Linked DNA regions of Homo sapiens: all the other regions are linked to region 1. Evidence: read pairs that join two places in POLR2A ChIA-PET (ENCODE). Cell type or tissue: MCF 10A. All regions are shown on one strand. Region 1 has its middle 72 kb from the start of MIR760. Region 2 holds the start of LOC102723480 (a long non-coding RNA gene). Region 3 overlaps BCAR3 (BCAR3 adaptor protein, NSP family member). Region 4 holds the start of MIR760 (microRNA 760). Region 5 overlaps LOC102723480 (a long non-coding RNA gene). Region 6 overlaps BCAR3 (BCAR3 adaptor protein, NSP family member).

Evidence for each region. ChIA-PET counts read pairs that join two places held together with the same protein. Peaks named below come from ENCODE experiments on the same cell type or tissue, not always from the same donor. Only the 100,000 strongest peaks of a DNase experiment are listed, where the experiment ranks them.
Region 2: POLR2A ChIA-PET joins it to region 1 with 50 read pairs; 7 of 35 experiments call an interaction of 5 or more read pairs at or near these places.
Region 3: POLR2A ChIA-PET joins it to region 1 with 16 read pairs; 2 of 35 experiments call an interaction of 5 or more read pairs at or near these places.
Region 4: POLR2A ChIA-PET joins it to region 1 with 32 read pairs; 3 of 35 experiments call an interaction of 5 or more read pairs at or near these places.
Region 5: POLR2A ChIA-PET joins it to region 1 with 26 read pairs; 6 of 35 experiments call an interaction of 5 or more read pairs at or near these places.
Region 6: POLR2A ChIA-PET joins it to region 1 with 12 read pairs; 4 of 35 experiments call an interaction of 5 or more read pairs at or near these places.

What each region holds. Positions count from the first base shown.
Region 1 is chr1:93,773,141-93,777,140 of GRCh38, forward strand. It overlaps a transcript of BCAR3 not described here. Among named protein-coding and RNA genes, the nearest start is that of MIR760, 72 kb to the right of the region's middle. In MCF 10A, no CTCF peak of the experiment used is centred here; DNase peaks (open chromatin) are centred at 461, 2,281 and 3,771.
Region 2 is chr1:93,691,289-93,695,288 of GRCh38, forward strand. It overlaps LOC102723480 (a long non-coding RNA gene), which reads left to right and starts at 1,863. Exons shown (of 4, transcript XR_947602.3): 1 at 1,863-2,227; 2 at 2,726-2,886; 3 at 2,991-3,157. It also overlaps a transcript of BCAR3 not described here. RefSeq lists enhancers at 1,711-2,910, 1,920-2,089. In MCF 10A, no CTCF peak of the experiment used is centred here; DNase peaks (open chromatin) are centred at 1,823, 2,183 and 2,963.
Region 3 is chr1:93,628,078-93,632,077 of GRCh38, forward strand. All of the region lies in intron 3 of BCAR3 (BCAR3 adaptor protein, NSP family member), which reads right to left. Among named protein-coding and RNA genes, the nearest start is that of BCAR3-AS1, 38 kb to the left of the region's middle. In MCF 10A, CTCF peaks have their summits at 1,569 (motif pointing right) and 3,717 (motif pointing right); a DNase peak (open chromatin) is centred at 1,594.
Region 4 is chr1:93,845,718-93,849,717 of GRCh38, forward strand. It overlaps MIR760 (microRNA 760), which reads left to right and starts at 1,115; the gene lies at 1,115-1,194. TRR-TCT1-1 (tRNA-Arg (anticodon TCT) 1-1) reads left to right here and starts at 1,856; the gene lies at 1,856-1,940. It also overlaps a transcript of BCAR3 not described here. RefSeq lists enhancers at 406-535, 1,211-2,001, 2,216-2,265 and silencers at 666-725, 816-1,195, 1,376-1,515. In MCF 10A, no CTCF peak of the experiment used is centred here; DNase peaks (open chromatin) are centred at 304, 654, 1,544, 1,844 and 2 weaker places.
Region 5 is chr1:93,700,143-93,704,142 of GRCh38, forward strand. It overlaps LOC102723480 (a long non-coding RNA gene), which reads left to right. Exons shown (of 4, transcript XR_947602.3): 4 at 1-3,513. It also overlaps a transcript of BCAR3 not described here. Among named protein-coding and RNA genes, the nearest start is that of BCAR3, 20 kb to the left of the region's middle. RefSeq lists enhancers at 1,004-2,203, 1,427-2,337, 3,780-3,859. In MCF 10A, no CTCF peak of the experiment used is centred here; DNase peaks (open chromatin) are centred at 1,719 and 2,519.
Region 6 is chr1:93,665,261-93,669,260 of GRCh38, forward strand. The region is part of intron 2 of BCAR3 (BCAR3 adaptor protein, NSP family member); the gene reads right to left. Among named protein-coding and RNA genes, the nearest start is that of BCAR3, 15 kb to the right of the region's middle. RefSeq lists a silencer at 1,453-1,747. In MCF 10A, no CTCF peak of the experiment used is centred here; a DNase peak (open chromatin) is centred at 1,641.

The DNA of each region.
Region 1 (4,000 bases):
GGAGAGAGGACCCTACGTCCCTTTCTCATGTTTCCTCCTGTTGACTAAAAGATGCCTGCGTTTGAATCTACAATCCACAGGGATGGCATTACAAGTCTTCAGGCAGCTGAAAGTCACAGTTGTTCAAACCAATCATTGTGGCACTTGACAATGTCAAAAGACTTGAGAGAATTTCATAGGTGAAAAAAAAATCTTACAAGCTAATGAATGCTTAACAAAAGCTTCTCTATGGAGCTGAACTAGTTCAGAACATAAATGCTGTTTAGGGAGACTGGACAGGAAATGGGACACCCCTGTGCAGGTGGGAAGGGGAGGGGGGCAGACAGAAAGCTTCCCTGGATGATTTCCTAAGAATCAGTGCCTGTCTCCTGGGTCCTAATCCACTTGATCTCTGGTCAGGATTTATTTCCATAGCCCCATGAAACCTGGTGATTGGACCCTGCTCATGAAAGTCTTAGACCAGGTTCCAGTTGCACAATCAGCTAGTGCCCAGTGCCTATAAAGTATAGGACTGGATTTCCACATGGTGCTGGGAATCAGCAGTGAACTGTGTCCAAAGCTCTGTCCCAGCCTGACCAGGACCTCTTAGGTTAGTCCATTCCCCCACCCCAGCCACCACACCTCCATTAGCTCTTTTTTTCTTATGTTTTCTTTATATTAATGCTCCTTTTTTTAAAAATAAAAAACAGAACAGCCTTCTCCTTCTAGCCAGCTCATCCTGCATCTCTTGTGTTGGCCTCAGGACTTTTACTCAACTCCTTCTCTATTCCCTACTTGAATCCCCTCCTCAAGTCCCACTAAAATGGTGATTTCTGAGTAGCCTTATTTGTAAGCCAAATGCTGTTATTGAAACAACAAAGTTGTCAGATGATCAAGAACTTTGTTGGTCCCTTTAAAGTAAGCATATGCTTGTCTTCGAATAACTATCAATTGGCCACATTTCACAAAGGAAGTTAAGAGCAATCAGGAGTAACTCCAAAATATACTCTTCAGGGAGAAACTACGTAAGCCAGCATTGACTTTTCAAACAGGCACATGAGCATTATTTTAAAAAGGACAAGCAGCAGGGCACAGTGGCTCATGCCTGTAATCCCAGCACTTTTGGGAGGCCGAGGTGGGTGGATGATGAGGTCAGGAGATCGAGACCATCCTGGTCAACATGGTGAAACCTTGCCTCTGCTAAAAATACAAAAATTAGCCGGGCGTGGTGGCGTGCACCTGTAGTCCCAGCCACTCAGGAGTCTGAGGCAGGAGAATCGCTTGAACCCAGGAGGCAGAGGTTGCAGTGAGCCGAGATCGGACCACTGCACTCCAGCCTGATCAACAGAGCGAGATTCTGTTTCAAAAAAAAAAAAAAAAGACAAGCAAACCAAACTATGTACATTTTGACCCTAGCCTTGATACTTATTGTTGAAGCTGTAAAGGAGGCCCCACATAGCCTGTACTGAGACAGTTGACCATCACCCAAGCCCTGTCCCTATGGTCTAACAAACCTCTCCTTGGCAAAGCAACGACCTGAAGTTATCTATCCCATTCAGGAGATCGTATGGCAAGAGCTTCACTAAGCAGTCAATGAGGGAATACTTTTTCAAAGAGCATTTTCTATAGCTTTCTATCTGGTTTCTCACACATCTTCAATGACATCTGAAAAGCTTTGCTGAAGTGAAATGTATTTGTCTGTGGCCAGGTTACTCAAATTGCCTCTCTTCCTTGCCAGGGAATTCCAAAATCTGGCAAGAGATGTCTTGTATAAAGTCCCACACAGCAGGAAAGAAAAGCCATGCTGACACAGAGGACTTCCAGAGGATTAAACACAAACCACATTTTTAAACAAAATAGAGTAAGCTAAAAAGTAAGCTAAAATAAAATCTTACTCTGGTTACCCACTTTCAGAGAAGCCACTAAGCCATCAGAGGCACTGGTGCTACACATTAGCATTTTAGTTTCTTAACTTGGACACACCACCAGCTAAGCAATTGCTGCGTCCAGGTAAATTTAATTGAGTTTAACATCCCTCAGTCCTAGAATCTTTCAACGCTAGTGCCTGTGAACTTACCTAACGACCAGAGGCAGGTGAATCTCATGGTGCTGATGCTTTTATCTCTCCTGGGCTGGGGCATCATATAAGAGGGGATTCAAGGGTGTATCAAGCACTCTCAGCCTGGGGGCAGCTGTGTACTTTTGGCTGTGAGTGCTCTCAGAGAGGCACAGAGGTGCTCTCCATAGAGAGGCACCAGGAGCCAGGCATGCTCCTGACCGCTCCAGCCTCTACCTGCCCAGCACGCGCGCGGCTGGTGAGTCACAGTGTGATGCGGACAGGTCCAGGAGGTTTGTTGTGTGCTTGCTTCATATCATAGGGCACTTCCTGTCCTGAGCTGAAAGGAAGGGCTTTTTTAAGAGATGCATATTTTTTAAAAAATTCATTTTCTATATGTGTTCAAGAAGGTGCATGGCAGCATTATCTCTAAGAGGAAATCACTGGAAAAAAAGTGCCTGCCATTCAGGGACCAATTTGAAATAAATACGATTTTCCACATAATGGAATAAAAAAGAGGAGGATGTGTATTTGCTGCTATGAAAATGTCTCTAAGATATATTGCTGGGTGGAAAAAAAGCGAAGTTGCAAACATACTTAGGCTTACAGAAAGGTCCAAATCATGCTTATTTTTGTATATGCTTAGAAAAATGTCTGGAGCAATTCACAAGAAACTTGAAGCAGTGAAGACTCCAGGAAGTAGAACTGGGGAGGAGTGATCTTAATTTTTCTGCACTTTTTGAATTTTCTTTTTGACTCTGTATGTACCTAGGACTTTTATAATAAAAGGGGTTTTGAAAAATTCCTTTCTTGCCTAATGAAAAGTATTCTCGTCAGCTAGCCAGTAGCTTCCAGCAAACAAAAGGTTTCCATCAGCAATCAAGCTGCAGTGAATAAGTTTGAAAAGAGAAACTCAATTTCCTAGGAAAGTATCTAGAATAGAAGATCTCAATGAGGCTGAGGGAGGGAGGTATCCTCAGCAGTATCTGGTAGGTTCTGATACTTCCCAAGCTGAGAAGCATTAACTAAACATACTGCATGTTAATTCTTTCTAATTTTATAGGATAGAAAATGTCCGCATATGAAGCAGAGATAATAATATAATGAACCCCCATGTCCCCACCACCAAGTTTCATTAATTAACTTGGCTAACTTTGTTTCATAGCCAACCCACGCCCTACTGTCTTCCCACCCCCAAACATGCCATTTTATCTGCGGAAATGTACTACTGTAAGTTAAAGACTCTCCCCTTTGTAAACATTACCACAATATAATTAAGTTTTTTAAACTGTCGATAAGCCATTATTTTATTAAATATCTAGTAAGTATTCAAATTTTCAAACAAAATCTATATATTGTATTTGGTTGTTACGTCTATTATGTCCATTTTATTATAATTTACAGAGCTCTCTCCTGGAATTTCCTTGCAATTTATTTGTTGAAGAAACCAAGTTATTAGTCCTGTAGAGTTTCCCACATTCTGGATCTTGCTGATTCTACTGCCTGTGGTATTTTTTAACATGCCTTTTTGTACTCTCTACTTCCTGTAAATTGGTAGGTAGATCTAGACTTACTCTGATTTATGTCTAATTCTTTGCCAATAGGTGGTATGCTCTGCCAGAAAATAAAGTCTTATGTCTTCCTATTTGTGATCTAGGCTGCCCTTGATGATTATTACGGGTTGAACTATGTTCCCCAAAAGGATATGTTGAACATTTACCCACCAACGCTGTGCCTGTGATCGTGACCTCATTTGGAAACAGGGTTCTTACAGATGGAATCAGGTTAAAATGAGGTCATACTGGATTAGGGTGGGCCTTGATTCAGTCCTTATAAGAGGACAATTTGAACACAGATAGACACAGGGAGAAGACAGCCATGTGACCATGGAGGCAGAGAAGGGAGTGATGGTTCTACAAGCAGAGGAATGCTGAGGATTGCTTGCTGGCAAACAAAAGGAAGAAT
Region 2 (4,000 bases), 82 kb before region 1:
CTGGGGAACAGCCTCCCATTACTTCACAGGCTGCTGTTGCTGAGTGGGAAAAATGGTCTCCCCTGCACTTCAGAGCTAAATCGAAGCAGGGGCAAGTATGACAGACACACCCCTTCCCTGTGGGGTACACACAGCCTGGGGTCAGATTACTGTCCCTTTCTCTCGGCTGTTTAAGGTGCTTATTTTTACAGGAGTTATCATTCTACAAAGCAGGACACAATCCACCCTGCAAGAGACAGGCGGCCTTGGCAGGCAGGTGGTTGCCAGTGGGTGGTGGGAGGGGCCAGATTAGAGCCTTGGTCCTTGCTCCCAGCTCAGCAGCCTCCTGCTTGTGCCTGTTCCTTCCTCATTTTCCACCCAGGAGCAGAAGGGGCAGGCAGAGCCCAGGAAGGAATGTGCATCTGTGAGGCTCTGACCAGCAGCCCATTTTTCAGGCTCAGTCAATCCCTGCAAAGTAAGGGTCATTATCCCATTTTCCAGGAAAAAAAAAATGCAAATGGAAATGGACAGGAAAGACCAAGAGTTCTCAGCCTTTTTTCTAATAAGACATGAATATGTACAATTCACTCCCACGTGAGTGGCAGGGGTGTACGATCCCACACCATTCTCTTTCACTCAAGAGACCTTTTGCTGCTAAAATGTGGACAACTCTTAAAGCTGGACTTGGTTACACTATTCTCTCTACTTTTGCATATGGTTGAAAAATGCCATGATGAAAAGTTAAATAATGTTTCTAAAATTCCTTTGGAATGCAAGTGAGTGAAAGTGGTGCTATGATAAAGACAATCTAGGGTTGGCCAGTTTGATTTTTAAATAAGTGATTTATAACTGACACTGCATCATTAGGAATGAAGTGCTCGCCGCACAGCTCGGCATCCAGTGCAAGAGCAGCTGGCACAGCAAGCTGGAGGGCTGCAAGAGGCTGTCAGTTTGGCCCTTTCCTCTCTGGTTCCTTCCTCACAGGAACCCCCCTCCCCAGTGCACACACAGCTGCTGTGGGGCACTGCTTTTGCCTCCTCTTGTGTGGTAACCATTTGGAACTGCTTTTAATGGTGCTGTCGACAGTACTGAGGTTTCCAAATGGTAAGAATAATTTCCAGATAGTAACACAGTCAAGCATAAGGAGACACACAAGAATTGGCCTAGGTGTCTGCAAAGAGGGAGAGAGCACCAAAGGTTCTGATGGGGGAAACACAAACTAAATATGAATCATAAAAGCTATGCTTACCAGCCCAGGGCTAAGAACTTTGTGTGCATCATCTGAGTTAATCCTTTCAGCAACCTAGAGAGGTGGGGGTTATTAAGCCCTTTTTATAGACGAGAAAATGAAAGCACAAAAAGGCAGAGTAACCAGCCAAGTTCACAGAGCTGGGATGTGGAGCTCCCTAAACTGGCCTCCCTGACTCCACTGCCCACTTCATCTCCCAGTGTGAACCCTTGTTCCTCAGAGTGAGTGGGAGAGTTTGGGGTTGATTGCTTGAGCGTGGTGTGGAATGGCACAGTGAATCTTAAGAGAAGCAAGCAAGCTGGGTTAGGTAAACTTAGCCCAGTGCCTGGCACTTGCTAGGCATTCCATAGATATTTGAGATTTGGACTTTTGAACAGAGTTTCAGACATAGGGTCAGAGTGTGTGGGGGTCTCAAGCAGGTCAGGAACCACAGTCAAGCCTCTACATACACTTGAATTTTCCCCATGGCAGGAACCCACATTGAAGGTTCACAGGTGTGTCCTAGCGCCGTCCTGGGGCTGTGGAGCAGCTGCCTCTCCAGTGCCCGGGGTTTGCCATAAATGCCGAATCTCAGCCCCACCCTAAGGCACTGACTCAGAACCCACATTTTAACAAGCCTCCCAGTGACCTGTGTGAGAGGCACTGCTCCAACTCAACAACCCTCCTGCAAGGGAGCAAGCCAGCAGTCATCCTTCTACCCAGTACAGGGGAAATTTCTTTTTCCTGTACTAGGCTTAGGGAATAGCACTTTGGGGGGCTAACCCCTGGTGCTGCCCTAACCTCTTCCTCACAAAACCTTTCATACAGCTGTGAGAGGCAAACTTCTCAGTTGTCAGCATTTCCAGGAAGAAAGAACCCCTTGAGTGATCTCCATGTGACCTCGTCTGTCTCAGGTTCATGAACATGAAGGTGAGAGCAGCTCTTCCTCACAGCATGACCAGGCAGTGACAAACACGCCACATGGAAGGAAATGAGTGAACAATCCTCGCATATTCTGAAGTGAGTCATTGGCCTTTCTTGTGGACTGGGTACTGGATGATTAAATTTCTGGTTTCTGTTTCTTATTTCAGAATATATTGATGATGAACACATAGCGTCCCCCAAAGTGCAAGGTGCTGGGGACAACAGATCAGGTGGTCCTTTAAAACACTTTATACAAAAATAATATTATACTGTTACCACCTTGGTAACACAGTAAAAATAGAGGACAGGTAAGATGCCTCTGTAAACACGGACTGCTGTGATTTTGGTGACTAGTAGGGGGCAGAAACTCGAAAGTAGCTCCAGGGACGCTCACCTCTTGTGCTCCTATCCCACTGTCCATCTCCCATCTGCTCTGGGCTCTCAGTGTGGAGTGGAGCTGATAGTGGTCTCCACCACCAAGGCTCTGCCTCTTGCTTGAGCCCCTGAGCACCTACTCTTGGCACTCTGTGTGCTTTGCCCACTTAATCCTCACGACAGCTCTTTGAGGCAGGTATTATTATCCCTATTTTATAGATGAGGAGATTGAGGTGCAAAGAGAGGCTAAGTTGCCCAAGGTTGCATGTCTAAAAAGTATCAGAGGATGAGAATACAGATCTGACCAGGATTCTAAAGCCCACGTCATTCCCTCCACACCTGGTAGCTTCAGCCTTGCCCAGCTCCTGGTGGAACTTCCGGTAAGGGATGCTCACAGAGCACAGGGTGGGGAGCTCCCCTGGCACGTGGAAATCACATCACACTGTTGGCTGGCAACTCCACTTCCATGTCAATCTGGTGCCAGCTCCGGGATCCTGAAATGCCCTGCATGAATCATCAAGGGACAAAAAGAGGAGACTTTCCAGGGACTGACGCCCTCCCAGCCACCGTGGGATCCCGGCTACTGTGACTGAGCCCAGTCATGACTCCAGAGTGCTTCACATCACATCATTCTTTCTCAGCATCCAAAATGTGAGTCCTCTGGGCATGAATTCTCTCCTCCACTCCACTCTCCATGGCTCTCCTGGTCCCTTCCTCTTTCTTCTCCCTACCCCTTTCTTTTCCAAACCTCTCATCCATTCTTCTCTATAGTCCCCTTCTCCATACTTGGAGGCCTATGCCTTCTTAATATCAACCTTCTCCAACTTTCCTGATCATTAAAGTCACCTGATCATCAGAATCATGCACATCCCCTGGCTCCTGTCCCAGAGGTCTGAATTGGAGAGATCCAAGTGAGACCTGGCAGCCAATGTTTAACAAGAGCCCATGTGTCCTTATGATCAAACACATTTGGGAGACCCCAAACCACACTCCTCCTGTTGTAATCCACCAAACACTGTTCCTAATTCACCCTGGAAATGGCTGGGGTCCTCAAAGCCACCCACTCCTGTCCTGTGACAGCACCTCCAATGCTCCAGCCTCAAAGTAAAATGACCTCCCAACTCTGATCACCTTCACCTGTGCTCCACCTCAGCCTACACTCTGGCCCACCTGGGCCTTGTTATTCCCTGGGACTGCTCCTCCCCTGACATCGTCAGGCCAATAGCCTCTTTCTGCCCACATTCCCCTCGCCCTCCCACATTCCTGTTCCCTGGCACCTGGCCCTTGAGCATAATCCTGTCATGCATCGACATCATTCTGGTCTATCAGGCCCCTCCTGGGCTTCCTTCTTCCTTCCCTGCCCACCCATGGTTAATCACATGAGCCAGTTTGTTGTCAGTCTGGACCCATATCCTTCTGTTGTACTTACTCAGGAACGCTCAGATTAATTCATTCCATCTTCTCTGAAATCTTCAGAGAAACCCCACAACCCTG
Region 3 (4,000 bases), 150 kb before region 1:
TCTACTCCTAGATTTTTATCTTCTGAAAATTCTTACACTAACGCACACCAAGCCACCTCCACTGACAACAGCACCATCCTACCAGTGTCAAGCATGGCTCCTCTCTTCTCCCACCTCATGTCCAATCCATCAGGAAGTGCTGATGGCTCTGCCTTCACGTTACATTCCTAGAACCCCCTTATTTACCACCTCCCCTGCTCTCACAGGTCCAAACTACCATCATCTCTCATCTGGACAATCACAGTAGCCTCCTCACTGGTCTCCCTGCTTCTGCCCCTGTCCCCTGCAGTCTAGCAGCAACACAGAAGCCAAAGTGAACCTGAGATGCCTCCCATCTCATTCCAGAAAAAATTGAAGTCTTTACTCTGACACACAATCCCTCGCACATCACCTTCTGCCACTCTAACACCAGCTGCTTTCACCAGCTCCAGCCTCTGGCCTCCTCGTTCCTCCATGGAAGAGGCGGACCCTGGCTTCAAAGCCTTGCCCTTCTTCTTCCCCTTAGACATTACAGTTGACTTGTATTTCCACTCAAAAGTCACCTTCTTGGTGAGGCCCTTCCCTGGTCACCCTATCTAAAATTTAATGTCCCCTTACTCCAACTTTCATAGCTGCTTTCCCTGATGCATCTTTTCTGCTAAGCACTCATCGTCAGCTAACAGGATTGACTTGACTGTCTTTCTTATTGTCTTTCCAGTCCTCCACCCCCAGAGTAAAAGCTCCACAGGGGCAGGGATATTGTTTTGTTCACTGCTGTATCCTCAGCCCCTGGAACAGTGACCAGCACAGGGAAGAGACTCAACAAATACTTACTAAATGACTATGTACTAACCACAAAATTGTTTCTAACAGAACATTAGCAAAACCCAAATGTCAGTAGGCAACTAGTTAACTATAACTGTATTTCATACAATGGAATACTGGGTACCCATTCGAAAGAAGGAGGGAGGCCCATACGTTTAATATGGAATGATGTCCAATGAAAAAAGCAAGTTGCAAAGTTATATGTAGTTAGACAGTTTGGCAATAAATAAAATTCCTCCCAAACTCATTTCTTAACGTGATCTTCTTCTCGGAATCTCTTTTCCCATTCAAGCAACATGGAGCACCTACTGCTTCTCCCAAGGCTCCTCCCACTGTTCTCTCCTGCTCCAGTCAGCCTGGGCACACGCTGTCTCCCAGGCATGGAGTCTTCTGCCTTACCCAATACCAGCATCCTTCCTGCCAAGCCGAGATGTTTTTTCAGATACCAAATCACAATTCAAATACAAGTTGTTCCCAGGAAACTTCTTGGTTACCGGAGGTAACACTTTGGGCCAAATGCAAACCTCCTATCTCAAAATCTACATACAGTATCATAGCATTTTAGAGCTCTTCATTCAAGAACATTGACAATTAATTCTAATAATAAAATTCCTTGACAATTTAAATCTGCATTTTCATGTATTGTAAACACAGCTCTTCTTTCTGAAGTTGAATACAAGTCCTGACATGCTATTACATTTAATATTAAAAGCTCTTAGAATATTTAGAAACCGAATTGTAGCCAAATGCTGAACTGTTGTGACACTGATGAGCACTAGAGGGCAGAGCTTAACAGCAAATGATTCTAAAGCTAGCAATCCAGGCCTCTCGTTTTGGTGTTGAAGTTACTGACTCCCTATAGTTAACAAGATCTCCCAAAGAGTAGATAGGTCTAAGTCATAGAAGTTGCCAGAACTACACTTTTAAAAACAGTGTATATCTCTGCCCAAATATGTGAGTATTTAAGGTGACAACAGCAACCCCACAGTTTTTATCCTGTACCAGGTGGGCAAGAGAAGGTAGACTGAGGTTAGGTGCGGGAACCTCTTTGCTGTTTTGCAATAAAAACACCGAAGGATTTCTGGAAAAATTTTAGAGACATCAGCATTACCTGCTTTGCAAAATATAAAATTTTTAGAACAACCTCATTCCCCCTTCCCTAAATTTAAGTGCCCAGTGTGTGTACATTTTAAAATAACTGAAGAGTACAATTGGATTGTTTGTAACTCAAAGGATAAATGGTGATGGATGCCCCATTTACCCTGATGTGATTATTACACATTGTATGCCTGTATCAAAATATCTCATATACACCTACTCTGTACTCACAAAAATTAAAAATTAAAATAAACGCCCTTGTGCATCTGGTGTGGGTGCTCACTCACTAAACAAAAGAAGGGTCTTTGTCCTCAGGACTCACATGCTAGTGAGAAGTCTTATTTTTAAAAGTAAACAAATAAGGCCGGGTGTGGTGGCTCAAACCTGTAATCTCAGCACTTTGGGAGGCCAAGGCAGGCGAATCACTTGAGCTCACAAGTTTGAGACCAGCCTGGCCAACATGATGGTGAAACCAGGTCTCTAAAAAAAAAAAAAAATACAAAAATCAGCCAGGTGTGATGGTGCATGCCTGTAGACCCAGCTACTCATGAGGCTGAAGTGGGAGGATGGCTTGAGCCTGGGAGGCAGAAATTACAGTGAGCTGAGATTGCGCCACTGCACTCCAGCCTGGGTGACAAAGCCAGACCTTGTTTCAAAAAAAATAAAATAAATAAAATTTGGGACAAATGAGGATAATATACAGAGTAATGAGATAGTGACTTGGGGACTGCTTTTAGTACGGATGTCAGGGAAGGCTGTTCTGAGGCAGTGAAATGTGTCAAATGAACCAGCCATATAGCTGGTATTTACTGAGTGCTAAGTACATGTGGGGCACTGTGCTAAGAACTAAGAACTTCACATGTATTCACTGTTTAATCCCCGATCTTCCCATTTACTGTTAAGGAAATTGAGCTCCAGAGAACTTCAGTAACTTGCCCAAGGTCATACAACCAAGAAACGGCTAAAACCGGGCTCTGGATTTGTATTAGTTTCCAGGACTGCCAAGACCAATTACCACAAACTTGGCTACTTTAAAATAGAAATGTTTCTATTGTCTCACAGCTCTGGAGGCTAAAAATCCTATATAAAGTATCCGGAGGGCCACAATGGCTCCAAAGGTTGCAGGGAGGAGCCTGCCTTGCCTCTTCCTCACCTCTGGTGGTTGCTAGCACTCCTCGGCTTGCAGACTCATCCCCCAGTCTCTATCTGTCCTCACATGGCCTTCTCCCTCTACACCTGTGTCTGGTCCAAATCTTCTTCTTATAAGGACACCAGTCAGTGGATTAGGGCCCATCCTTGTCAAATATGACCTCATCTTAATTTGATTATATCTGCAATGACCCTATTTCCCAATAAGGTCACCATTCACAGTTACTGGGGGTTAAGACTTCAACATATCGCTTTTGGGGGACACAATTCAACCCACAGCAGTGTCCTAGCACTCACTCCAAACCTCTCAGCTATTCTGCCTCAGAACCTTCCAGGCCAATGGGAAGGCAAAGCCCCAGAGACACTAGGGAAAGCCAGGGTGGCAGAGGACAGTGACTATTGGGGTGGCAGGAGATGAGGTTAGAGGTGGACAGGCCACACCAGATTCGAAGTCCAATATGGAGCTGAGTCCCGTCAGAAGCCACAGTTTCAATTCTTGCCTGCCTGTTAGTTTTTGAGTCTCTCAGTCATCCCTACAGTTCGGGATCTCAGAAGAATCCTTCCTCGAGTTAGGGAGGATGGTGCCTCAGCTTCAAGGCTGATGCCTGCAGCACAGAATACAAATTCACACAGAATGTAAATCTGGTCTTATTCCTCTCACTGGCCAGACCATGTTCCTTTCAGCACCTCCAGAGGGCAGCTCCAGGGTTTGACCTTATCTCAAACCATCAAGTTCAGGAGGCCCAGTGAGAAGTCCCTTCTCTCTGACTTGTGGCACAAGAAAACCCATCTCAGGCTGCATGGACAAAGCAGTGTCTGGCCTGAGGAGTTATCCACGCAAGCCCCAGGCAGGAGCAGTCAGGGTTCAAGTACCCATGCTGCCCCCACACACCTGTTCATCCATCTGGGCTAAAGATGCCAGAACCGACCAGGGCAGCAGAGAGATGCT
Region 4 (4,000 bases), 73 kb after region 1:
GAACAAAGAGCAGGCTTGCTTACTGCTCACTATAACATGGTGGGTTCCCCAAGCTCAGCATTCCTCTTCTGTAATGCAACCCATCTTGTGTGTAAGCATGCATCTGGGCCCGTGTGCTTCGTTCCTGTGAGAACTGGGGTCCAGGGAGCCAACTCAAAAATGGTGATACTCTGGCTATTGCTTTTGTTGTAATAGTCTTTTATCTCTGACTCAGAAGTCTGGTGTGTTCTGTCAGCATTCATGAAACCGTGAAAGCTAACGTGTTAGTTTGCAAACATAACAAAATATGATTCATCACAGTTCTCCACGCTCACTAGCTGGGCGTCCCTACACGAGTTTTTTAACCTCTCTTAGCTGCAGTTTCCCTTCTTTATATTATAAAGGGGACGGTGGTGTGTATGTACCCGCCCCATAGCTTCGTCTTGGGGTTAAGTAAGACTGTAAAATCCCTACCACACTGGACTCTTCCCAGGACTTCCCTTTCCCTCTTTGAACTCTGCCAGAGACTATTCTGCATTTGAGGCCTGGCGATGCTGGGCAGGGGCGGGTATGGGTGAAGCACAGGGTGGGCCGCGGCTGGCGGGTTTGGTGCAGAAACGGGCTGTGGCCGAGCCGAGAAAGCGCGCCCAGCGGCCGCCCTGCGAATCCTCCGTAGGCGGGGCCGGGACTGCTGTGAGCTAATAGGAACGGGGGCCGGGCGTTCGGTCTCGCCGCTGCAGTCGCAGAGCAACCACGCGGCTTTGACCGTCTATTTCAAAGGGCTTCGGGGTCTTGCGGATGGGGATCACTGCGGGCACTGGAAACCTGCCGGCCCCCACCCAGCCGCCTCTCAGATTCGTGGCGACCGCACCCTTCTGGGCAGCGGCGCCAGGCCCGCTGCCGTCCCCACCGCTCGCAGCCACCAGGAAACCCCGCGGCCGCGCTCGAGCGCGCGCCCTCCGACCACATGCACCCGCATACGCATGCTCCCAGCGCTCCCACGCGTGCTGACACCCTCCCGGCTTCCGCCCACGCAGTCGCGGGCCCCGGGCGCGCGGGCTCGGGGCAGCTGCGCGGCGTCCTTGGAGGCAGGTGCTGGCGGCAAGACGAGCTCTCGGAGGATGCTGCGGCGCGGGGCGCGTCGCCCCCCTCAGTCCACCAGAGCCCGGATACCTCAGAAATTCGGCTCTGGGTCTGTGGGGAGCGAAATGCAACCCAAACCCCGTTTTTCGAACCCCGCGCAAATAAACACGCACAAGCACGCACACAGACGTCGCGCGGCGGCGCTCGCGCGCAGGTCCAGCCGCGGCTGGGTCGGGCGCGGCGGCCGGGCGCGAGGGAAGAGCCCAGGCCCGAGAGGGGTCGCCGCTTACGTCTCGCAGCCCGAGGGGAGGCCGCTCGGCCTCGGCCGCTCACAGGCGCGACGTAAAGGCCCGGCGTCACCGGCCCGGCTTAACGGTGCAACGGCTGGCCTGGGCCTGCAACTCTGGGGTCCCGGCCGGGCTGGAGCGGCCGCCGGAGAGACCTGGTAGGCGGGGCGCTTGGGGCAGGAAGGGAGCCGGGGAGGGAAAAGCGCGACTGTGATTCGTACGGCTGGGCCCGGACCGTGAAGGGGACCGGGTTGCGGCTGCCCTCACACCGACCAGGTGGGACCGTCGGACTGCGGCCGCCCTTGGCTCAACTGGGTCGCCGACCTTGTTGAGGGGCGACCACTGCGGGGAGACCGAGAGCCTGCGGCTGGCGTTTGAGGCGGATGGCAGTGCCCTGAGCGCGGCGGCTGGGTCTCGGTGACACTGACGACGGGAGGCGCGGTCGGAAGAGCGCGGGGCCGTCGCCTCTGGCTTAACATAGCAGATGCGCTGAGACTCCAACAGGTGGCTCCGTGGCGCAATGGATAGCGCATTGGACTTCTAGAGGCTGAAGGCATTCAAAGGTTCCGGGTTCGAGTCCCGGCGGAGTCGTAACGCTTTTTTCCCTCCCCCCTACAATTTATTTTCTGCCTCCATCATGTCTCTTATTTTTTTTTTTTGCTAAACGGTTTAACTTCTCTCTCATTCCCTGCTCTCGCAGTTCACTGCATTCGGTTCTTGCGGTCCTTTCTTAAGCGGCTCGCAGGGTCCCGAGCCCCTCAGCTCCCCGGGCCTCGGTGGCCCAGGGCCCAGCTCAGCCGACTGGGCAGTCGATGTAGGTCCTGAGAAGAGCGGCGGCGGCGGCGGCGGCGGCGGCGAAGGAAAAGCGACACTGAAGCGAAGGCTCGCGGTTTCGGCCTAAAGGAAAGTGCAGGGGAGGCCCGGGTCTCGGGTGACACCCCCACGCCTTGAGCGGGACTGTGGTTGCGAGGGAGGGACGAGAAAACACGCCTACGCCCTGCGTGCGCTGTGCTGACTACCTCTCCAGCATGGAGGCTTCCAGATGAGCAGACACCCGAATCCCAGCGGGAGCCCGTCAAAAATGGAGATTTCTGCCGTCACTCTGGGACTCTTAATTCGGTCCGTCTGGGGTGGGGCCCAGGAATCTGCATTTCTGATAAGGTCACCCGCTCCCCTCCCCCATTATTCCAGTGCAAAGAGGTCCTAGGCCCAGTGCCCATCAGCTCCTCAAGACAGGAATTACTATATCTTTTTCTGACAACTGTTAACTTTGTACAAGGTTAGCAAATAAATCCAGGAATGAATGGAATCTTAAAACTCGTAAAACAACAATGAAAGGTAATTCACACAAAAGATACAAAATCCAAAATTGTCAAAAAAGATACAGGGAAAAGTAAACATCCATGTTATTCCTATAGTCCAGCCTTGCAATTCTCTCCACAAGCCATTAGTGGTAATGGTTTCTTGGAAATATTTTCAGATTTATTTTATGCCCATATCAGCATTTTTAACATCTTTTGTCATAAATATGTCGTAAATAACAATGTTATTGATACATATCCTTTTAAAAACACAATGGTAGTATGCTATACTGGCTTGTTTTACTTATGAATATATGTAGAGCTGCCTCGTTCCATTGTACGTATGTATGGTAATGATTTAACAGTCCCTAATAGCTGGACATTTAGATTGCCAGTATTTTCCTATTACAAACAATGCATCAGTGAACATCCTTGTTCTTTTATTATTGTACACAAGTACAGGTACATCTATCTGTAGGATAGATTCCTAGAAAGTTGAATTGCTGGTTCAAAGGTTTGTGCGTTCTTAATCTGTACATTTTTTAATATATATTGGCAAATTGCCCCATAGAGATTGTATCCATTTTTCTCTCCTTAGCAATGTGTGAGAGTGCCTGTTTCCCCACAACTCACAAAAGGTGGTTTCTAGCTGTGATTTTAATTCGTCTCTTATATTGATTTTTTAAAATTTGTATTTATATTATTATTATTATTATTTGAGACAGGGTCTTGTTCTGTTGCCCAGACTGGAGTGCAGTGGCACTATCACAGCTCATTGCACCCTCAACGTCCTGGGCTCAAGCAGTGCTTCCACCTCAGCCTCCCAAATAGTTGGAAGTACAGGCACATGCCAACACACCCGGCTAATTTTAAAATTTTTTGTAGAGATGGGGGTCACTCTATGTTGTCTAGGCTGGTCTTGAACTCCTGGACTCAAGAAATCCTCCCATCTTGGCCTCCCTAAGTGCTGGGATGACAGACAGGAGCTACTACGCCTGGACTGTGTCTTTTATTATGAATCAAGATGAGTACCTTTCCATACAGAGAATAATTTGTAATTTTTTTCCTGTGATTTATCTGTTCTTGAGTTGTGTTCATTTTTCTGTGGTATGATGGAAAACAGCCCTTTGTGATATATGTTACACTTATTCTTTTTCAGTCTTTTTGTCGTTTGACTTTGTTTATGGTATTTTGTTTTGTTTTTCTGTCTTACAGAAATTCATGATTCATGTATTTGGATTTATCAGTCTTTTATGGCTTCTAGGTTTGGGGCCATAATACACTCAGATTATTAAGTTATTTCTTTAATGGCTTTATTTTTATGGTTTTGTTTATCTTTGCTTCATCTGG
Region 5 (4,000 bases), 73 kb before region 1:
ACTTCACCCAGTTCAAAGTTTAGATCCCCCCTAATGCTTTAAACTAGAAAATTCTTTTTTTTTCTTTTGAGACAGGGTCTAGCCTTGTTGCCCACGTTGGAGTGCAGTGGTGTAATCTTGGCTCACTGCAGCCTCCTCCTCCTGAGCTCAAGCCATCCTCCCACCTCAGCCTCCTGAGTAGCTGGGACCACAGGGGCACACCCCTACACCTGGCTAATTTTTATAATTTTGTAGAGATAGTCTCAAACTCCTGAGCTCAAGAGATCTGCCTGCCTCAGCCTTTCAAAGTGCTAGGATTACAGGCATGAGCCACTGCGCCTGGCCTAGGAAATCCTTAAATGCCTATTTATTTGGACATGCCACTGGCAGACATCTGCACTGTACCTGAGCATCCCCGATGGGCTCATAGAATGCTAACTATAGCTTCCACCTATAGGTTAAACAGAGATTCTGCCCCTCTCCCCTCCTTGGCAGATGGATACAAACAGAAGCCAGGAGGAACAGCAGCACCTCACACATCTAGTAGCACTCCGGCAACGACTCTGAATACTCCCTGCAAGGCCGGCAAATATTTTGATAATCTTTCCCCTACAGGATTCTCCTGTGGAGAACAAATGGACACAGTCGGGAGCTGTCTTTCAGCGGAATTCCACAGGAAGAAACATTTCATCAGTGGAGAGGGTTTTGACTCAGGCCTTTTGGGGAGGGAAGCAGATTGCTCTGAGCTACTGCGGAGGGTAGGCTCTGCCCACAGGCGTCTGCCGTCCCCTCAGGACCTAGCGCAGGGCAGGCATGTGGGCACCCTCAGCGGACCTCACCAGGTGGGAGGCAGATGGTGTGCTGTTAAAAGCACAGCCTTCGGGGCAGCCAAACCTGGGTTTTGAGCAGTGGCTCTGCTGCTTGAAGCTGTGTGACCTTGGGCAAATTCCTTCACCTCTCTGCTCCTGTTTCCCCACTGTAAAATGGGCGTAATGAGAATATTTGCCTCTTGGACTGGCCCTTGAGAATTAGACCCAATGATGTCAAAGGAGCATGGAGCACAGGGCCTGCCACACGCAGGCACTGAATAACCACAGCGGTCATCGTGAGGTCCCCACTTGCCTTGAAGGGAGCTGTGTGGCTGAGTTCTCCGCTGTCACTGGTTCCCTTATTGAGCTTGCCTTAGGGGGCCCAAGGCCTCCTTCCAACCCAAAACGTGCCTTCGAGAGGGGCAGAGACCGGCCACCCCACGTGTCTTCCATTGGAATGGAAGTCAGGGTTCACCAGGCTGGGGGAGGGCATTGATGCCCTCATGTGCATCGGTCTGTTGGGCCCTGAGAAAAGCCCTAAAGATGCCTGGCAGGGGACATCTCTTCACAATGACATATTATTATTTTGAAAAAGATGAAGCCGAATTAGCAAGCATTTATAAAAAGTGGAAACAAAATGAAGCCACTGGGACAAAAGAGACACTGCACAGACCAACCACCGTGTGTGATGAGGGGCTGGGCAGGCCCACAGGGGCCTGTTTTATGTGGTGGCCCTCTTTGTCCCCACTCTGCCTGCTTCCCAGGCCTGCCCCTGGGCCTCTCTCCAAGGATGATTCTGTCTCCATTTTTGGTATCTACAGGCCTTGTGGGACTGGGAGGACTGAACTGGGCCCAGCATTCTCCAGGTGACTCACCAGGCAGGCCATGCAGAAAAGCCACTTCCTGCATCCCTGAGTGGCCAGTCATCCTCCTGGTACCTGCCTTAAGAACATGTGAGCCACCCTCAGGGGCAGGGTGGGACTGGGCTGTGCTCCAGGCATGGGCACCACATAGAGAAGGGCTGAGTGAGTGTAGTGGAAGAACCCAGGCCATCCAGGAGCCTGTGGCTTGGGGTGGGGTTGGGGGTGGACACAGTGTTCCTGGTGCTTTCTCCACAAAAGAAACCTCACCTTCCTAAAGCTATCGATCCACCCACTGGCGCTGTGGCAATGAAATTCTCACGGGGGAAAGTCTCAGGGCCAGCATACCTACCCCTGCACACTTCATGCCCCCAAGCACAGCACGCCATTGCAGCAGGCCCCTTCCTGAAGCTGCGCCCCCATGAATACGCCCTGTACCCATTCTGAGAATCAGGTCTGATATTATGGGAAGAAAATGTGTGCCTAGGCATGGCGGGGAGGGGCAAGTTAGGCAGGTCAGGAGGGAGAGTTTTGACAAGAAATCCAAGCACATGGGCCACAGAGGAGTCTTAAAAACAACCTCAGCCCAACTGTCTCCTGACTGTTCCCCCAACTTATCAGCTCAGGCCCAGGTCAGAGGAGGTCCAGGCTGGCCTGGCACAGCAAGTTGAGCCTGGTTCCCAGACCCTGCAGCTGGTTTTGAGCAATGGAAGTGGCAGTGAGTCTGTGCTCATGGAGTTCCTGGGCTCAGGCCCAGGTGGGGGTGGGGATGGGGGTTGGGGGGATGTCCCCTGTCTTCGATTTGACTCTGCTGCTCCAGTCACAGAGCTCTCTCAGAGGCAGACATGAAGCCAAAGCACTTCATTAAGACAGGAGGTCAGATAACAGCCCCAGCCCTCTTTGGAAACCGCACACCGCCCAGTGGCATGGAACAGGCCAGGTCCCAGCCCTCCCAGGAGTGCCAGGCATTGTATTTCAGAACTGAGCTTCAGCTACTCCCACAGGAAGGAGACGACTTGCTCCTACCTTGTTTTTAATTTCCAGAATACTGCAATCCCCTTAGGAAAACTCATGTTTTCATGATAGAATGGCAGCTGCCCACGCATGTCAGAGGCTTCAGACCTGATCCTGATCCTGATCAAGCCTGGAACAGTGATCTCTGGGCAGCAGATGAACAGCCCAGGGACCAGCAAAGAGAGCCTGCCCTCTGTGGTCCAAGGCTGGCCACCGCGGCCTGTGCTAGGCAGAAGAGCTCACAGGTGTGTCCTGCTTTACTTAACTCAAAGACAGCTGCTCAGAAGTTGCCTGGAATTGGAACTGTGATCAGGCCAGGCCCTCCTTAGGTTTCCAGAGGGACTGCTTATCATATATACTACCTGTGTGGTGAGGGGTCTCACTTGAAGACATAAAAAATGCACTCCAAACAGGAAAACAACTTTTAAAAATTATTGACATTTAACGATCAGCTGTGTGTGTATTAGGGATTTTTAAAAAGTGAAACACAGCCAGGCACAGTGGCTCACACCTGTAATCCCAGTACTTTGGGAGGCTGAAGCAGAAGGATGCTTGAAGCAGGAGTTCAAGACCAGCCTGGGAAACAAAGCAAGACTCTGTCTCTATTTAAAAAATTAGCAGGTGTCGTGGTACACTCCTGTAGTCCTACCTACTCGGGAGGCTAAGGCCAGCGGATTGCTTGAGCCTAGGAGTTTGAGGCTGCAGCAAGCTATAATCTTGCCACCACACTCCAGCCTGTGACAGAGCAAAACCCTGTCTCTTAAAAAGAAAAAAAAAAAAAAGAGATAACCCTGCAGGCTTTCAAATTATATACACATATAATGATAATATACTACATTTATATTATGTAATTTGGTTTACAGAGTGCTTCTATATGCCCATTCATTTATTTATCCAACAATATTATTGAGCCCCACAAAGACCCAGATATTCTCCTAGGCACAGGGAGATACAGCGGTGAGCAAGGTGCATAAGGCCCTCTGCCACTTCTGTTGACCTTACTGTCTGGTTGGGGGAGGCAGACAAATGACAAACAACAGACAAATGAATCAGCAAGACAAGTCCAGGGAGTGACGAGTGCACGAGTCAGGTAATGGCTACAGCCAGACTATCTAATACAGGAGCCACATGTGGTTATTTACATTTAAGTCTAAATGAATTAAAATTAAGTGAAATTAAACATTCAGTTATTCACACTAGCCACATTTCAGGTGCTGAATAGCCAATGTGGCTAGTGGTTAGTGGTATATAGGACATTTCCATCATCACAGAAATTGCCATAGGGCAGCACAGGGCTAGTGAGAGACTTAGGACTGATTTGGAATAGGTGGTCAGAGA
Region 6 (4,000 bases), 110 kb before region 1:
TAATCACCATGCTGCTGACACAGACCCCAGGGAGGGTGGCCCTGAAAACATGTCTGCCTTATTTAAAAAAATCAAGTAGTGGATAAAATATGCTTTAGTTTAAATGGCAAGATAGTCTCCTATTGAATTCTATCATCAAAAAAAAAAAAATCTTCTTTTGAACACCAACCCTATCCAGATCCTATCTATCCATATCCTATCTTATTTCTCTGCACTCGGCCTCCTCTGCTGACTCCCTGGAACAAACTGTGCTGGGATTCCTCTGAGGTCGTTCTTAGGGTTCCTTCCCTTTACTCTTTACATAGAGCTCTAGATCTCTCCTTTGACGATGGCATCCATTTCCATGGCTTTAATTTCACTTCTGTGCAGACTCCTAACTTTATACCTTTCAGGCCAGACCTTTTTTGCAGAGCTCCAGGCTCATAATTCCAACCGCCTGTCTGTTTAACACCTCCACTTAGACATGCATGCATCTCAAACTTAGCAAACCCCAAACAGAAGTCCTGATTCTCAGCAATCTACCATAACCCCCTTCCCTAAGAAAATGCAATCAACCAAACAAATAAAGCCTTGGTCCTCTCCCAAGCTTCCCTATCTCAGCAAATGCCCTATCCCATATACCCAGCTGCCTGAGCCATGCTTGACTATACCTCTCCCCCACCCCACCATATCCAAACCTCAGCAGATATGGCAGACTGTACCTGCAAACTATATCTCGAATCCACAGACTTCTCTCCTCTACCACCACGCTAGTGCAGAACCCCACCTGCTCCCTGTACTTTTACAACCACCTCCTGCCTTCCCTCCTCATCCTCTTCTCCATCAATCCTCCTCCACAGGGAGACAAAGCAATCTTCTAAAAACTGATCGTGCCATTCCCTTGCTTAAAATCCTTTAAAGGTAGATTTCCTTTTGCCCTACAGAGAAAATCTGAAGTCCTTACCCAAATCTAGACCAGTGCTAGCCAATAAAAACACAACGTGAGCCACATGGGTAATTTTAAATTTTCTGATAGTCAATTTAAAAAATAGCTGAAGTTAATTTTAATCCTTTATTTAACCTACTATTTCAAAGACATTATTTCAACACGGTTACATAAAAATTATTACTGAAATATATTCTCTTTTTATATCAAATCTTCAAATTCCCATGCCAGAGAGGCCTTCTCTCCACCAGTCTAAGTAACTTGGGGTCCTCTGATGTTGTATCTTCCTTGTACCTCCTCATTTTGTAGTTACGTACTTAATGATGCATTTGCCTGAATGCCCCCTAAACTGAGAACTCCCTAAGGACAGGGGATACATCTATTTCGTGCTTCACTAGGTACCTGGCATCTAGCACAATGCCTGGCATAAAACAAGCTAATAAATACGCATCGAAGAATAAACAGCAAAGACACTGATATTAAGCACAAGAACAATCAGGCAAAGGCTCGGGGCCCGTTCACTGAAGACAGGCTCTGTTTTGTGTATTAGTACGATGGTATGCTGATATTTTAGTGCACTGCGTAGTTGTTATACCTATAAACTGTTGAGTGTTGGCCAAGGCTCATTGCTGTAGGGCAGGCTCAGATAGAGGGATTCCAGCCAGACTCCATCAACATGTGAGAAACTTTCTCCCACAGAAGCTGCCGTCATTGAACGTGATCTCAGGTTACACCAAAGGATTAGGCACCTCCCAGCTCTAGCCTTCCAGGAGGAAGGAAGGAAGGAAATCCATCAGTCTGAGCCTCCTCTATGCCAGGTTCTGTGTTAGGCACCCTCACATGAGATTGTATCTGATCCTTAGAGTCACCCTTTGAGGACATGGAGACTCAGAAAGGTAAAATAACTTACCCAAGGTCACAAAGCTACCAAGTCAGGCTGCTGGAATCAGCGTCAAGGTCACTAGTGGCTTTCTTTGATAGCCACGGCTACGTCGACATCCCAGCAAGGGCCTCAGTGGCTTTGAGCCAGGCGTCCCAGCAGAGCTGAGCAGGAGAAGAAGAAACTGCTGGTGACCAGGTGGGAGCTAGGAGCAGGCATGGGACCTGCTCAACGCAGATTCCCAGTAGGGTGTACCAGGGTCAAGTGTGAAAGTCAGAGCTCTGAGATTCTGTGGAGCCTTCATATTTAGTGAGCAGTTAACCTTCATAGCACTTCTCGGATGGGTTATTTACGCTCCCACTTTATGGTTTAGAACTTGCTATAGAGTTCACACATCTAATAAGTGGCAAAAACAAGGATATGAACTGAAACCTCTGGATTATCTGTCTTGTGTTTTTTCTCCTCTTCACAAAAGGAGTTATTTTATCTTCAGTGATTATACTCACAGGCAAACTGGACCTACAGACAGATCACACTGCATAAAAGCTGGGGCAACTAGGGAAGGTTTCTCAGACCTCTCTAACTTGTAAATAACAGCACAGTCCTTCAAACAAGGCCCTATATGCTTGTCTTTGGGGCCTCTAAGAAGAGAGCTTGAAATTCTACATCCAATCCCACAGCTAGCCTCTTGGTGACAGACTGGATAGTGACACCATTCCGAAGCATGACCTGAGGGCATATCAGCCATGTGGCTCAGGCCGGTCTGGCCACCTAGACCAATCCCCCTGAGGACAGTCTCCTTCCAATCAACCACAGCAACTACTCCTTTAGCTTACAACTAAGACTTCTCCAGCTTGTGTATTCTAGCCAGGCTAGGCTGGCTCGCAAATCCACATGTGATAAGAATATGAGTAGTAATTTATAACTGCATAGCACCTCTGTTTACAAGGTGTTTCAACATATATTGAGGGGCGTGAAAAACCCAGAAGACTAAAATACCTCACCTTTCCCAAATAGCATGCTGGTGGCCTGAAAAAAAACATGATTTAAAACAGGTCTGTCCTGGGGTGGGAGTGAGGAGGGGGCAGTCCAGAGGAGATGTTACACAGCTCCACTCAACAAGGACTGCATTGTGTAATTCTCTGATCATTTTCTTGGTTGTGGTTTGCAATCTGTTAACAATTTTTTTTTGCCCCAGAACAGCTGAGAATGCGTAGATCCTGGCATTTAGGTTCAAATCATCCTTGTCAGTAGAGGATTTAGGACAACCATCAGACAGCTGGTAGATCTGCAGGCACTTCCCACCCTCTGGGCTTCTTCAACCCAGGAGCAGCGCAAGATGCAGGGGCTGAGCTCACCTCTGACCCAGCTGCTCCTGTCCTCAGCACACCAGAGGCCACCAGGGACCGGGACATTCACCATTCCTCGGAATGCACTAAACCATTCGCAACAGCTGCGTTCAAACACCGAGGGGTATTTCAAAATGTTACTAAAACTCAACTTTAAACTTATAAAAACATCAATTCAACCCATGGACTATTACTTTTCAGAAACATTCTTGAACTTGGGCTGTTAAGCCATTGTCACTATGCTAAGTATACCTTCTATTAAATAGAATCTATTAATCTAATAAAAGCTTTTTTTTTTTTCTTTTTTTTTTTCTAAGACGGAGTTCTACTCTCGTCATCCAGGCTGGAGAGTAGTGGTGTGATCTTGACTCACTAAAACCTCCGCCTCCTGAGTTCAAGTGATTCTCCTGCCTCAGCCTCCCCAGTAGCTGGGATTATAGGCATGTGCCACTACGCCCAACTAATTTTTGTATTATTAGTAGAGACAGGGTTTCACCATGTTGGCCAGGCTGGTCTCGAACTCCTGACCTCAGGTGATCCACCTGCCTCAGCCTCCCAAAGTGCTGGGAATACAGGCAATGAGCCACCGCACCCGGCCCAAGATTTTTTTTTTTAACTCAAAATCCAATTTTTTTCTCCAAAAAGTACACAAAAAGCTTCCAATTTGCAGACAGCAGACATGCCTGGGTATAAATAAACTGCAGATGTTTGCATGTGGACCTTCGCATCGTACATCCTTCTGATTAACCCTGAGCTAAAGGCTGGTGTATTTGCGTGTCTGAGGGAACATCTTGCTTTGTTAAAGAGAAGGCAGTAGTTACAGAAACCAATGGTTCTGAAGAGGAA